Linked DNA regions of Homo sapiens: regions 1 and 3 are each linked to region 2. Evidence: chromatin contacts called from ENCODE Hi-C or POLR2A ChIA-PET data. All regions are on one chromosome and are shown on one strand. The core of a region is the stretch at or near the end of the contact, and the rest is flanking DNA. Distances in the headings are between cores, read along the strand shown. Region 1 overlaps LOC124904746 (a long non-coding RNA gene). Region 2 holds the start of IZUMO2 (IZUMO family member 2). Region 3 overlaps MYH14 (myosin heavy chain 14).

Evidence for each region. Hi-C counts contacts between places; a loop is a spot of excess contacts on that map. ChIA-PET counts read pairs that join two places held with the same protein, here RNA polymerase II (POLR2A). Pooled maps may share reads with other maps.
Region 1: a pooled map shows a loop between it and region 2 (2.9-fold over the local background). The contact joins the enhancer-like site here to the promoter of IZUMO2 in region 2. A Hi-C loop is called at or near these places in 1 of 168 maps with a recorded cell type or tissue (PC-9) and 3 of 50 pooled maps. POLR2A ChIA-PET finds 5 or more read pairs at or near these places in 6 of 52 experiments (Caco-2, HEK293, PC-9 and 2 more).
Region 3: a loop to region 2 is called in a map of PC-9, with 5 times the contacts of the local background. The contact joins the enhancer-like site here to the promoter of IZUMO2 in region 2. A Hi-C loop is called at or near these places in 3 of 168 maps with a recorded cell type or tissue (Calu3, PC-9 and breast epithelium) and 3 of 50 pooled maps. POLR2A ChIA-PET finds 5 or more read pairs at or near these places in 3 of 52 experiments (Caco-2, HEK293 and PC-9).

Annotation. Positions count from the first base shown.
Region 1 is chr19:50,196,543-50,201,295 of GRCh38, reverse strand. The region is part of intron 1 of LOC124904746 (a long non-coding RNA gene); the gene reads left to right. Among named protein-coding and RNA genes, the nearest start is that of MYH14, 4.7 kb to the left of the region's middle. Within about 2 kb of position 2,384, at least 9 of the 41 ENCODE cell types and tissues checked have a DNase peak (open chromatin) inside an H3K27ac peak, as active enhancers do.
Region 2 is chr19:50,160,995-50,165,524 of GRCh38, reverse strand. It overlaps IZUMO2 (IZUMO family member 2), which reads left to right and starts at 2,244. Exons shown (of 7, transcript NM_152358.3): 1 at 2,244-2,562; 2 at 2,712-2,786. The coding sequence starts at 2,331.
Region 3 is chr19:50,213,830-50,218,373 of GRCh38, reverse strand. It overlaps MYH14 (myosin heavy chain 14), which reads right to left. Exons shown (of 43, transcript NM_001145809.2): 3 at 603-759. Among named protein-coding and RNA genes, the nearest start is that of MYH14, 12 kb to the right of the region's middle. RefSeq lists an enhancer at 2,558-3,133. Within about 2 kb of position 2,938, at least 15 of the 41 ENCODE cell types and tissues checked have a DNase peak (open chromatin) inside an H3K27ac peak, as active enhancers do; they include PC-9 and breast epithelium, where a contact is called at or near this core.

The DNA of each region.
Region 1 (4,753 bases), core at 1,135-3,634, 36 kb before region 2:
TGCTCAGCAACAGCAAAGGTGAATCACAGGACCATCCCTGTGGTCATAGTGTCAAGATTGCCATGGCTTTGAGATTGCCACAGCCACCTTCCACTTCTTTGCAGATGGGGAAACAACATCCTGGGGAGAAAAGGACCTTTCTGAGAGTACTCGCAGTGATAACACAGCTCACAGTTGTGAGGTCTGATTGTGTGCTGGAAACATGACTGTCATTATGTCAGTGCATCCTCATGCCAGCCCCGTGAGGCTGGCATGGTCATTACCCCACTTTATAGGCTAGCAACATGTCCAGGGTCTCCTGACTACTGCTAATGGCGGATCTGGGCTCCAACTCCTAGGAAACAGGCCCCTGCAGGCATCTGTCTTAACCAAGACAGAGCTGAGGGCTCCTGTCACTCTGGCTGGAGCGTGCTCCATGGAAACATCCTACAGTAAAGATAATGAGTGCTGCTGTGTATGGAGTGCTGACTGTGTGCTGGACATTTTGCCCTTTTATGTATTAACTCATTGGATTCTCTCCACAACCCTACGAGGCTGGTGCTTTTATTATCCCCATTTGATGGATAGAAAACTGAGGTCCACGCCAGGCACAGTGGCTCACCCCTGTAATCCCAGCAATTTTTGGGGCTGAGGTGGGAGGATCACCTGAGGCCAGGAGTTTGAGACCAGCCTACCCAACATGGTGAAACCCTATCTCTACTAAAAATACAAAAATAAGCCAGGCATGACAGTGGGCGCCTGTAGTCCCAGCTACTTGGGAGGCTGAGGCAGGAGAATTGCTTGAGCTCGGGAGGTGGAGTTTGCAGTGAGCCAAGATTGTGCCATTGCACTCCAGCCTGGGTGACAGACTGAGACTCTATCACAAAAAACTCAAAAAAAAAAAAAAAAAAAAGAGAGAGAAGAAAGAAAGAAAGAAAGAGAAAGAAAGAAAAATTGAGGTCCAGAGACATGAAAGTCCTGTTCCCAACGGTGCTAGGAAAGAGTATGGACTGGGACACAACAGAATTTCAAACAGGAAAGAAGGCACTGGGCACCCACATTTTAACTATAATCTGCCTGGTAACTGGTGATGTCATCAACACTACCCAGGGCTAGATTTAGCCTGGGATTACCCAGGTAGATTTACCTGGCAACTTGTGATATCATCATGCCCACCAGGTTCTAAATTGACCTCATAATTGGAGATGTCATCAATTCTGCTCAGTCTATGAGGTAATTGATGACATCACTGAGTGATAGTAATGAGCTTTCTTTTGCGGAGGGCATTCTATGTGGTGGACGGCTGTATCAGCATTTTGAAAGTTGCTGGTATTTATTGAGTGCTTACTGTGTTCCAGGCACAGTTCTAAGCCCCTTCTGTGTGCTAAATCCTATAATCCTCCTGATAACGCTAAGTGGTAAGTTCTAATGTCAAACCCATTTTACAGATGAGGACACTGAGGCACAGCTGACCAAGGTTGCACAGTTTAAAGGTGGCAGAGCCTGCATTCAAATCAATGTAGTCTGCACAGTTTAAAGGTGGCAGAGCCTGAATTCGAATCAATGTAGTCTGGCTGTAGAGCTTGGGCTGCACAAAGCCAGCAGAGGGAGGCTGAGACCCAGAAAATCAAGTCCAAAGGAGGCACTCCACTGCCTCTAAGTTCTCCATCTGTCCTCCATCCAGGCCTGCCAGAGAAGGTCCTCAGGATAAAGCCCCAAACTCATTATCTCAGGGATCAAGGCCACCCCGTCAGCCATCCCTCTCTGAACTCCAGGCACTGGGATCATTCACATTAAATTGTGAGTCCTTGGCTGTCCAGGGCTGACCCCTCTGTGGGTCCTGTGGGTATCAGCTGCAGCAGAGAGGGAACCCAGACAGTGAAGGGGGATGGAATACCACGACGGGTGTGTGCCGGGGAAAAGGAAAGGGGAATATGGGGGCATTCTGAGCCTCCAGGGAAGCTGGATTCCCACCAGCTGGCACAGCCCCCAGACGTGACCTCGTTATGCAGAATCTGAGTAAGGAGCAGCACAGGTGTGGGGAAAGCCAGCAAGGAACTAAGCTGATGAAAACAAAAAGCTGTCAGCACCAAAAGACAGGGTGAGAAAAAAAGAAAAAGAAGATAAAAAGTTGGAGCTGAAAGGGGAAGAGACGGGAGAACCAAGGACAGGGCAGCTTTGTGGAAGAGAGTTTGGGGGGAAATTTTGAGCAAAAAAAATTAGGGAGCAGTTTCCATGCCTGATGGAGGGAAAGGGGCCTGAGTCTTACTAGAGCAAAAGGAGGAAGAGGGTGCTAAGTTTTGCCATGGGTCCTGACTGCAATCCTGCCTGGGCATTTTCTCTGCAGCAAAGACTGGAATGGTTCCAGTATTTTATTTTTGGTCGCTGGGCTGTTGTTTTCCTGCATGTGACTCGGAGCTGGAACTGGCTCTGAGACAAGAGCAAGCTAGCAACCCCGTGTGGGTCACAGATGAGTGACAGGTTCAGTTCTGCAACAATTATTTTTTGAGTGCCTACTGTGTGCCAAGAATTGTTCTAGACCAGGGGTCAGCAAACTTCTTCATGTAAAAGGCCAGACAGTAGATAGTTTCAGCTTTGCGGGACAGAAGCCTTGGCTCCAATTGTGCCACACTGTCCTTGCAGTATAAAAGCAGCCAGAGACAATATGCAAATGAATAGGTGAGGTAGTGTTCCAATAAAACTTTATTTATGCAGACAGGAGGAATTTGGCCAGTGGGCTATAGTCTGTAGTTTGCAGACTCCTGTTTATTGTTATTTCGTTTGTTTTTGTTGTTGTTGTTGTTTTTGTTTGTTTGTTTTGAGATGGGGTCTCACTCTGTCACCCAGGCCAGAGTGCAGTGGCACAATCATGGCTCACTGCGGCCTCAACCTCCTGGGCTCGAGCGATCCTTCCAACTAAGCCTCCTGAGTAGCTGGGACTACAGGCACTTGCCACCATGCCCAGCTAATTTTTTTTTTTTTTTTTTTTTGAGACAGAGTGTTGCTCTGTCCCCCAGGCTGGAGTGCAGTGGTGTGATCTTGGCTCACTGCAACCTCTGCCTCCCGGTACAAGCGATTCTCCTGCCTCAGCCCTCCGAGTAGCTGGGATTACAGATGCGCTCCACCACGCCCAGCTTTTTTTTTTTTTTTTTGTATTTTTAGTAGAGAAGGGGTTTCACCATGTTGGCCAGGCTGGTCTTGAACTCCTGACCCCGTGATCCACCCAACCCGGCCTCCCAAAGTGCTGGGATTACAGGCGTGAGTCACCGTGCCTGGCCCTGGCTAATTTTTTTTTTTAAGATTTTGTAGAGACAGGGTCTCGCTGTGTTGTCCAGGCTGGTCTGGAACTTCTGGGCCTAAGCGACCCTCCCACTTTGGCCTCCAAAACCGTTGGGATTACAGATGTGAGCCACTGTGCCCCACCCAGACTTCACCCAGACACAGAGGAGGCGACAGGTGCAAAGACATGATCCTGGCTCTCACAAAACTCAGGTATTAATCTACTCCCTATATGGCAGGCAGAGGGAACCACATCCTGCAGGCAGTTGGATCCTGTTTCTTCCTGGCTCAGAATCCTCCTCTGGCTCTGGTCATACTCAGAGTGAAAACAGAGTCTTCCCCCACATGGCCCTGCTCCATCTGGTCCCCTCTGTCCCCTCTCTGCCCTCTCTGCCCCCACCTCTTGCTCTCTCCTCCTTCCTCATTCCATTCCAGCCACAATGGCTTTCTTAATGTCCCCAAAACACACCAGGCTCAGTCCTGCCTCAGGGCCTTTGCATGTGCCATTCTCTAACTGCAATGCTCTTCCCCTGGATAACCGCTTGGGCTCCTTCTCTCCCCCACAGCGTTTGTTCAGCTATCACCTCCTTGGTGAGGTCTTCCTTGAGCACCCATCCCCCTGGACCCCTGACACCCTCATTTGGCTCTATGCTTTCTTTTGCCGCAGCACCCTCCTTCCAACATGCCTTATAATTTATTTACTACCTTTATGTTTATTTATGTTTATGTTTATTGTCTGACATCACCACTAGAATGTCAGCTTCATGCAGAAGGGGATTTTGTCTCTGTTATCCCCAGTGTCTACAACAGAGCCTGGCACACAGTGATGCTCAAGAAATATTTGTCTGGGCTACCATGCTTATTACTGGGGTGATGAAATAATCCATACACCAAACCCCTGTGACACACAATTTACCTAATAACAAACCTGCACAGGTACCCCTAAAAGTTAAATTTTAAAAAGAGAGAAACACTCATTGAATAAATGATCATGTTCTCATGGTAGCCACAGACACCGAACAAGTAAACATACAATTACAGGGCAAAATGGCAAGTCTCGTTCAGGGCTGTGATGAAAATAAAAAGGAGGGTAATAGAGGCAAGGTGGCTGGGTATTATTTTAGAAAGGGTTCGGAAAGGCTCTCTGAGGAGGTGTTGCTGGGGAAGGATCATATGACAGCTGATGCTGATAACTATATGAACGGATGCATGTGTGACCAATGAGTGGATAAATAAATGGATGAATGAGGGGGCAGATGATCATTTGAATAGATGGATACATGAATGAATGAATGAATGATATACACAATGAATAAATAAATAAGATGGATGGAAGAATCGATTAATGCATAAGTACATGAACAGATAAACATACAGATGGACAGAGGGACAGACAGATGGGCAGATGGATGGATGGATAAATGGATGGGTGGATGGATGGATGGATGGATGGATGGATGGATGGATGGATGGATGGATAAATGGATGGATGGAT
Region 2 (4,530 bases), core at 995-3,494:
CTTGAGGTCGGGAGTTTGAGACCAGCCTGGCCAACATGGCAAAACCCCATCTCTACTAAAAATTCAGAAATTAGCCGGGCGTGGTGGCACACGCCTGTAGTCCCAGCTACTCAGGAGGCTGAAGCAGGAGAATCGCTTGAACCTGGGAAGTGGAGGTTGCAGTGAGCTGAGATCGTGCCACTGCACTCCAGCCTGGGTGACAAGAGCAAGACCCCATCTCAAAAATTAAAAAATAAAAAAGGGAACCCAAAGAGTCCTCTCACCCTCTTTTTGCCATGTGAGGATACAAGAAGAGAGCTCCACCAGAACCTGACCTTGCTGGTGCTCTGCTCTTGGATTTCCAGCCTCCAGAGCTGGAAGAAATAAATTCTGTTGTTTATAAGCCACCCAGTCTATGGAGTTTTGTTGTAGAACCTAAACTATTAATAAGACAACTGCCCTCTCCTACTCTGCCTCTCTCTCCTCCTCTCTCCCTCAACGTAGTAATATTTAGTCTTAATTAATTTAATCTCTCTGAATTAATATTTAACTATATATTAATATATCATATTATTTTGACATTTGCTATATCTCTGTGTATACTATTATAATGTCTTTTAGTTGAATTTCTATGATTTAATTGATATTAAATTCATCTACATATATAGAGAGATACAGCGAATGCAAAATGTGAAGTCATATCTGAGTGTTTATTGGGTCATCCTTGCAACTGTTCTCCAGATTTTAAAACTTTCAAGATGAAAATTGCAGGGAAAAACAAAGTGCCCTTCCCTCAGTATACCCTCCCTTGTGGATTCATTGATTTGCTAAATATCTGTTGAACAACTAGTACACGCTAGGCGCTGGACAACAGCAGGGAACCAGACCCTACCTCCTGGCCTCAGGGAACTCTCTTAACTGTATCACACTGTGTATTTGCTTCCCAGCAGGTAATGCAGTTTGTCAGTATTTCAGTTACTCATCTGTGTACCAGGTTTTACGTTTCTCTTCCTGCCACTCCCTCCCATCCCTGCTAGCCTGAACTCTATGAGCAGAGATTGTGTTCGTCTTATGTCAGTCTATCTCTGGAGCCTGGCACATAGTAGGTGCTCAATAAATATTTGTTGAGTTAATTAATTTAAGTACTGCAAGCACAAGAACCTCTTGTTTTTCTCAGCTCTAGCTCTGGGGGCCTTGAACAGCACCTGGCACATAGTAGGTGTTCAATAAATAAATATGTGTTGCATGTAAGGTTGAACGCAGTGGCCTGTAATCCCAGCACTTTGGGAGGCTGAGGCGGGTGAATTACTTGAGGTCAGGAGTTCCAGACCAGCCTGAACAACAGGGTGAAAACCCGTTTCTACTAAAAATACACAAATCAGCTGGGTGTGGTGGTGCGTGCCTGTAATCCCAGCTACACAGGAGGCTGAGGTAGGAGAATCTCTTGAACCTGGGAGGCAAAGATTGCAGTGAGCTGAGATCGCACCACTGAGCTCCAGCCTGTGACACAGAGTGAGACTCCATCTCTCTCTCTCTCTCTCTCTCTCTCTCTCTCTCTCTCTCTCTCTCTCTCTATATATATATATATATATATATATATATATATATATATATAAATTATCTGGGTGTGGTGGCATGGTAACCCCAGCTACTCGGTTGGCTGAGGCACAAAAATAGGTTGAACCTGGGAGGTAGAGCTTGCCGTGACCCGGGATCGCCTCACTGCACTCCAGCCTGGGTGACAGAGCAAGACTCTGTCTCAAAAAAAAAAAAAAAAAAAAAAAAAAAAAACAATATGTGGGCCGGGCGTGGTGACTCACACCTATAATCCCAGCACTTTGGGAGGCCGAGGCGGGCAGATCACCTGAGGTCAGGAGTTTGAGACCAGCCTGGCCAACATGATGAAACCCCGTCTCTACTAAAAATAAAAAATTAGCCGGACGTGGTGGCGCACGCCTGTAGTCCCAGCTACTTGGGAGGCTGAGGCAGGAGAATCACTTGAACCCGGGAGGCGGAGGTTGCAGTTAACCGAGATCACACCACTGCACGCCAGCCTGGGTGACAGAGTTGAGACTCCATCTCGGGAAAAAATAAATAAATAAATAAAATAAAACAATATGTGTTGAATGAATAAATTTAAGAGGAATTAGTAAGTTCCAAGAGGGGTTGAGCAGAGGCTTTCTGTTTTTCTTGACTTTCTCTCTAGGTTCTAGAACCATGCCTGGCACATAGCAGGTGCTCAGCGAACACGTGCCTGTAACACCGTGATGCTCCCTGGGCCTCCTGACCGCGCCCTCGCCTGGGAGGCGGGGCGGGCCGGGTTCTCTCTGTGACGTCACAAAGGCCCCGCCATGCCTCTGGCTTTGACCCTTCTGCTGCTCTCGGGCTTGGGCGCCCCCGGAGGCTGGGGCTGCCTGCAGTGCGACCCCTTGGTGCTGGAGGCCCTGGGTCACCTGCGCTCCGCCCTCATCCCCAGTCGCTTCCAGTTGGAGCAGCTGCAGGCGCGCGCCGGGGCCGTGCTGATGGGCATGGAGGGGCCTTTCTTCCGGGACTACGCGCTGAACGTGTTTGTGGGGAAAGTGGGTGCGTGTTGGGAGAAATTGGGCAGCGGGGCTGGGCGAGGGATGCCGGAGACCACGCCCCCAAGAGGGGTCGGGGCCAGGCCTGGAGGGGGTGAGGTCACTTGGCTCTCTGGGGGGCTCACTGGAGTGTCCTCTCCCTTCTCCCCCCAGAGACAAATCAACTGGACCTTGTGGCGTCCTTTGTCAAGAACCAAACGCAGCACTTAATGGGTAACTCTCTGAAAGGTAGGAGAGACGAGGGAACGCCTTCTCCAGCACCCCTCTTCTTTCCGCCGGTCTGCCCCACCTCCCTTGAATATAAAAATAAGAGCAAACACGCATGCAATGTAGCCTTTTTTTTTTCTTTTTTAAGAGACAGAGCCTCACTGTCGCTCCGGCTGGAGTGCAGTAGCGCCATCACAGCTCACTGCAGCCTCGACCTCCAGGGCTCCAGCGATCCTGCCGCCTCAGCCTCCCAAGTAGCTGGGACCACAGGCATGTGCCACCACACCTGGCTAATTTTCTACTTTTTAATTTTTTGTAGAGACTGGGTCTCATTATATTGCCCAGGCTGGTCTCAAACTTCTGGCCTCAATAAATCCTTGTGTCTCAGCCTCCCAAAGTGCTGGGATTACAGGTGTGAGCCACTGCACCTGGTCATAAACCAAGATACTCTTTTATTTATTTATTTATTTTTATTTTTTGAGACGGTCTCGCCCTGTCACCCAGGCTCGAGTGCAGTGCCACAATCTCTGCTCACTGGAGCTTCCGCCTGCCGGGTTCAAGCGATTTTCCTGCCTCAGCCTCCCGAGTAGCTGGGATTACAGGCACCCACCACCATGCCCGGCTAATTTTTGTATTTTTAGTAGAGACGAGGTTTCACCATGTTGGCCAGGCTGTTCTCAAACTTCTGACCTCAAGTGATCTGCCCGCCTAGGCCTCCCAAAGTGCTGGGATTATAGGCGTAAGCCACCATGCCTGGCCAAACCAAGATACTCTTAACAGGCAGGATATTCCAAGGAAATAGAGGTTACCTTCTGTGAGCCAGGCAAGAGCCAAATTTTTTTGGGGGGGAGCGGGGGATGTGCAGGATTGGGACAACCCAGGCCTGCTCAGTTAATCCTTTATTGCCCGATAAAATATGTCAAATGGAGGGAGATGCTAAGGAGGAAAAAAATAAAGCAGGGACCACGGAATAGCAAGTGCTGTGAGTAGGGGTGGGGATTGCAGCTTAAAGTAGGGCATCCAAAAAAGATGTCCCTTAAAAAGGAGCATGTGAGAAAAGACCTGAAGGGGAGAGGGAAGCAGCCATGAGGGGGTCTAGGGGTAGAAGGGTGCAGGCAGAAAGAACAGCTGGTGGAATCCCTGAGATGGGACTATGTTTGGCATAGTCACAGAACATCCAAGAAGGCCAGAGTGGAGTGAGACGGCGACATTGTCTCTATGGAAGATGAGATCTTAGAGTTAAGGGGAGGGAATGGGTATTTTGAATATTGAACAAACAGGATTTGTTGCCAGTCATGCTGACGAATTGCACAGGGATATAAAAAAAAGAAAGGCGTCAGCCGGGCACAGTGGCTCACGCCTGTAATCCCAGCACTTTGGGAGGCTGAGGACGGTGGGTCACCTGAGGTTGGGAGTTCAAGACCAGCCTGACCAACATGGAGAAACCCTGTCTCTACTAAAAATACAAAATTAGCCAGCTATGGTGGCACTCCTGTAATCCCAGCTACTCAGGAGGCTGAGGCAGGAGAATTGCTTGAACCCAGGAGGCGGAGGTTGCGGTGAGCTGAGATTGCGCCATTGCACTCCAGCCTGGGCAACAAGAGCAAAACTACGTCTCAAAAAAAAAAAAAAAGAAAAAGGAAAAGAAAAAGGCGTCAAAGCACCAAGGATTTTGAATTGAGCAATTAGAATCATGACACATCTATTTACTAAGATGGAGTAGACTGGGAGGTTGGGAGTAGGTCTGGAGGAGAATAACGAGGGT
Region 3 (4,544 bases), core at 1,689-4,188, 52 kb before region 2:
CCGCCTGCCTCAGCCTCCCAAAGTGCTGGGATTACAGGCGTGAGCCACCGCGCCTGGCCAAAAATAAATTAATTTATTTAAAAATTTAAAAAGAGGCCAGGCATGGTGGCTTATGCCTGTAATCCCAGAACTTTGGAAGGCCGAGGTGGGCAGATCACTTGAGGTCAGGAGTTTGAGACCAGCCTGGCCAACATGGTGAAACCCCATCTCTTAGCCAGGCGCAGTGGTGCACGCCTGTAGTCCCAGCCACTTGGGAGGCTGAGGCACGAGAATCGCTTGAGCCCAGGAGGCAGAGGTTGCAGTGAGCCAAGATCATGCCACTGCACTCCAGCCTGGGTGACGGAGCAAGACTCCGTCTCAAACTAATAATAATAATAACAATAATAAAAGAGACAATGAACATGGAGACAGGTAAAAAGACTCTAGGACCTAGCACCTCACCCACTCAGGCCTCTACTTGTGCTCCCTCCAGCCCCCTAAGAAGCCCTACAGAGTCAAGTCTACAAGCTGTCATTTGACCTGGACTCTGGCTTCCGGCAGCCCCAGGTCAGGCCCCCGTTGAAGAGCCGCCTCGCTGGCCTACAGCCCCACCCAGCACTCACCCTGCAGCATGCTCCGATAGGCCCCCTCGGTCACTGCGTACACGTGGGGTGGCACCTCGTGGCGCTTCTTGCCCCGGTACATCTCCACAATGGCTTCTGTGTAGATGGGAAGCTGCTTGTACGGGTTGATGACCACACAGAAAAGGCCGGAGTACGTCTGCAGTGGGTGAGAGGGGAGAGGGTCTCAGATGGCTGCCCACGGCCTGAAAGGCGTCATGGGGCTGCTGAGCAGGCCGTGCACTGCACAAGGGCATCTATCTGCACATGGTATGTCTACACCATAACAATGTAGATTTGAATGTTTGTTATGAGCATTTTCAGGCTGATGGTAGCAAAGAATCTTTCCAAATTGCACAAAGGCACTGTCTGGGTGAGGATTTGTCCTGAGAGAGAACAAGGCCTTTGCAGCCAGCCAGACTTGGGTCACAGCCTGTGGCTGCCTGGACTCACACAGGAAATGACCATGTGCGAGGTGACCGGTTGAGGCACTCTTTGTAGCAGCAAAAGACTAGAAACGACCTGAATGCATCTTCATACGATGCATTCCTACAAAGCTCTTATGTATAGACATGGGACTGTCTTCAAATCAATATCAAGTAAAAGGAGGTGAGTTGAGGACTGCGTGAGGAGCTACCATTTGCATTAGAAAGGATGGAAGAGGAGGGCCGGGCACGGTGGCTCACGCCTGCAATCCCAGCACTTTGGGAAGCCGAGACGGGTGGATCACGAGGTCAGGAGTTCGAGCCCAGCCTGGCCAGCATGGTGAAACCCCATCTCTACTAAAAGTACAAAAAAAATTAGCCAGGTGTGGTGACACATGCCTGTAGTCCCAGCTACTTGGGAGGCTGAGGCAGAAGAATTGTTTGAACCTGGCAGGCGGAGGTTGCAGTAAGCCAAGATTGCGCCACTGCACTCCAGCCTGGGCAACAGAGCGAGACTCTGTCTCAAAAAAAAAAAAAAAAAAAAAAAAGAAAGGATGGAAGAGGAATCTTTTTATATATTTTTATATATTCATTTGAATATGCATGGACTATCTCTGGAAGGGTGCCTGTGGTATCTGCAATAACCGAAATGCAACAGGAACATACCTGCGGTTTCTACTGATAATAGACACATAACAGTCCTGCTGACATGACCATGCCTAGTCTTTTTTTTTTTTCCCCTCTTTGAGACAGGGTCTTACTCTGTCACCCAGGCTGGAGTGCAGTGGTACAATCATGGCTCACTGCAGCCTCCACCTCCTAGACTAAAGCAATCCTCTCACCTCAGCCTCGAGAGTAGCTGGGATCACAAGTGTGTGTCAATCCACTAGGCTAATTTTTCTTATTTTTAGTAGAGACGGGGTCTCACTACGTTGCCCAGGCTGCTCTTGAATTCCTGGGCTCAACTAATTCTCCCACTACAGCCTCCCAAAGTGCCGGGATTACAGGCTTGAGTCACCGCACCTGGTGTATTTTTTTGTAGACACAGGGTCTCTCTATGTTGCCCAGGCTGGTCTTGAACTCCTGACCTCAAGTGATCTGCCCACCTCGGCCTCCCAAAGTGCTGGGATTAGAGATGTGAACCTTCACACCCGGCCTCAGGACTCTGTAACAGTTTAAGAACAAATCCAGCTCACAAGGGTATCATGTAGGCAAGAGGGGCTCAACACTCACAGAAGCAGTTAAACATAGCTAGAGAGCTAGTTAGCCACTTAGCTAAACCAGCCAGAGAGCTAACTAGCCAAGCTATCTAAAGTTAGCTAGCTAAACTAGCCAGAGAATTACCTGCTTAGTGGCTTAGCTAGTTAGCTACTCTGGGCTTGTCGCTTGACTTTGAAGCCACCCGGGATTCAAATTCAGATGTGTTTTCTAGCTGTGTGTGATAAAGTAGGGTAACCTACTCTGCTAGTCACCCAGCTAGCTGGTTTCTAAGCTGGTTAGCAGCAGGACTATCTTTTTCTTTTGTTTTTTAGAAACAGGATCTCACTTTGTCACCCAGGCTGGAGTGCAGTGGCATGAACACAGCTCACTGCAGCCTCTACCTCCTGGGCTCAAACAATCCTCCCACCTCAGCCTCCCAAGCAGATGGGACCACAGGTATGCACCACCATGCTTGGCCAATTTTTAAAATTTTTACTTTTTGTAGAGATCAGGTCTCACTATGTTGCCCAGGCTGGTCTTGAACCCCTGGCTCAAGTGATCTTCCCACCCCGGCATGCCTGGGATTACAGGCATGAGCCACTGTGCCCGGCCAGCAGAACTGTTTTAAGCTCCCAGGGAGCTTGAGCTTCTCAAGCACAGTAGGGTGTGGCCACCACAGGCTGCCTGGTCCCAGGTGCCAACCTTCTAACGGTGGGAGGGTGGGTGGCCTGGGTGGCCAGCCAGGAGCAGAACAACCGGTTTGCTGGGTGTCTGCCCTCCCTGCCTGAAAGGGCTGCTCCGGGAGCTCCCCCCAGCTCTCAGAGGGTGGGGCGGCCGGACCACATTCCCTGGGAGGGTATCTCATGGCTGCCGGCGCCCCGGCCCCCACTCCTGGCTGGCGGAGGAACCCACTCCCCACGCCACCCTCCCACCCTGGCCCCTCCTGCCAGCCACACCTTGTTTCCAGGGCGACACCCTGGGAACGGAAACCTGAGCTGGTCAACAAGGCTGGGGGGAAGAACAAAGGCTGGTGCACCCCCACAGGGTGGGAGACAGCTGGGGAAGCCCTCCTGGAAGGGTCAGGAATGGCTGCTCCAGCCCTCGGGGCTCTGAAGACAGACCTGCCCCCCCGCTCCCCTCAGCCTGGTGACTTTCCCCATAGTCTCAGTTTCCTCCTTGGGAAACCGAGGGCGACACTCCCCACCTCATTACAAAGGCTGTGGGGATTAGGGGAGATCATGGATAAAAACCAGCCAGGCCGAGGCGGGGCCCATGCAACACACGCCAGATATGGGTCTGGAGACTCTTACATCACTCATCCTACCTGGGAGCCCTAGGCTAACTCGGAATTTTTTGGACGGGGGCGGGTGGGACAGAGTCTGGCTCTGTCGCCCAGGCTGGAGTGTAGTGGCACGATCCTGGCTCACTGCAGCCTCAAACTCTCAGGCTCATCACTCAGACTTTGAAGCCATCCAGTGTTCAAATTCAGATGCAGCATTTTTGAGCTGTGTGTGAATTTGAATGAAGGATGTGTCCTCTCTAAACCTCAGTTTCCAGCCCTGGAAAATGCGGCTTTTAACCCATCACCTAGAAGTGTTCTGAGTGTGAAATCACATAATGCATCTTCCGTGTTTCTCAGAGCGGGGTGTTCTACGAAGGGGTTCCCTCCCTGCCCCAAGGGTCCCAGGAAAGGGACTGAGACTCTTAGCAACTCAAAGCCAAACAGCCTATTAGTGGCAGAAACTGGGTTTCTGGAGCCCTGGATGTCCCACTTTTCACTGGACAACACCACCATCCCCATCATCAGTTGGTCAGTCAACAAACATGTATTAAGCACAGGTCTTAAATAGGGCAGAGTTTGAATCACACCTGTAACATTTTCAGGCCAGGTGGCTCCAGCAAGCAACCTTTCAGGGTCTCAGTGTCTTTAGCTAACGGGGACAGAAATAGTGCTTCCTACATAAGGTGCCTGGGAGTCATCCACAAGTTCATGTGGCATGCAGAGGGTTTAATGTGAACCCCAGCTGGGCACAGCAGTGGCTCAAGCCTGTAAATCCAGCAGTTTGAGAGGCCCAGGCAAGAGGATCACTTGAGTCCAGGAGTTTGAGACTAGCCTGGGTAACATTGTGAAACACTGTCTCTACAACAAATTAAAAAATCAGCCAGGCTTGGTGGTATGTGCCTGTAGTCCCAGCTACTTAGGAGGCTGAGGCAGGAGGATCACTTGAGCCCAGGAGGTTGAGCTGCAGTGAGCTGTAAGCATGCCATTGCACTCCAGCCTGTGTGACAGAGCAAGGCTATGTCTAAAACAAACAAACAA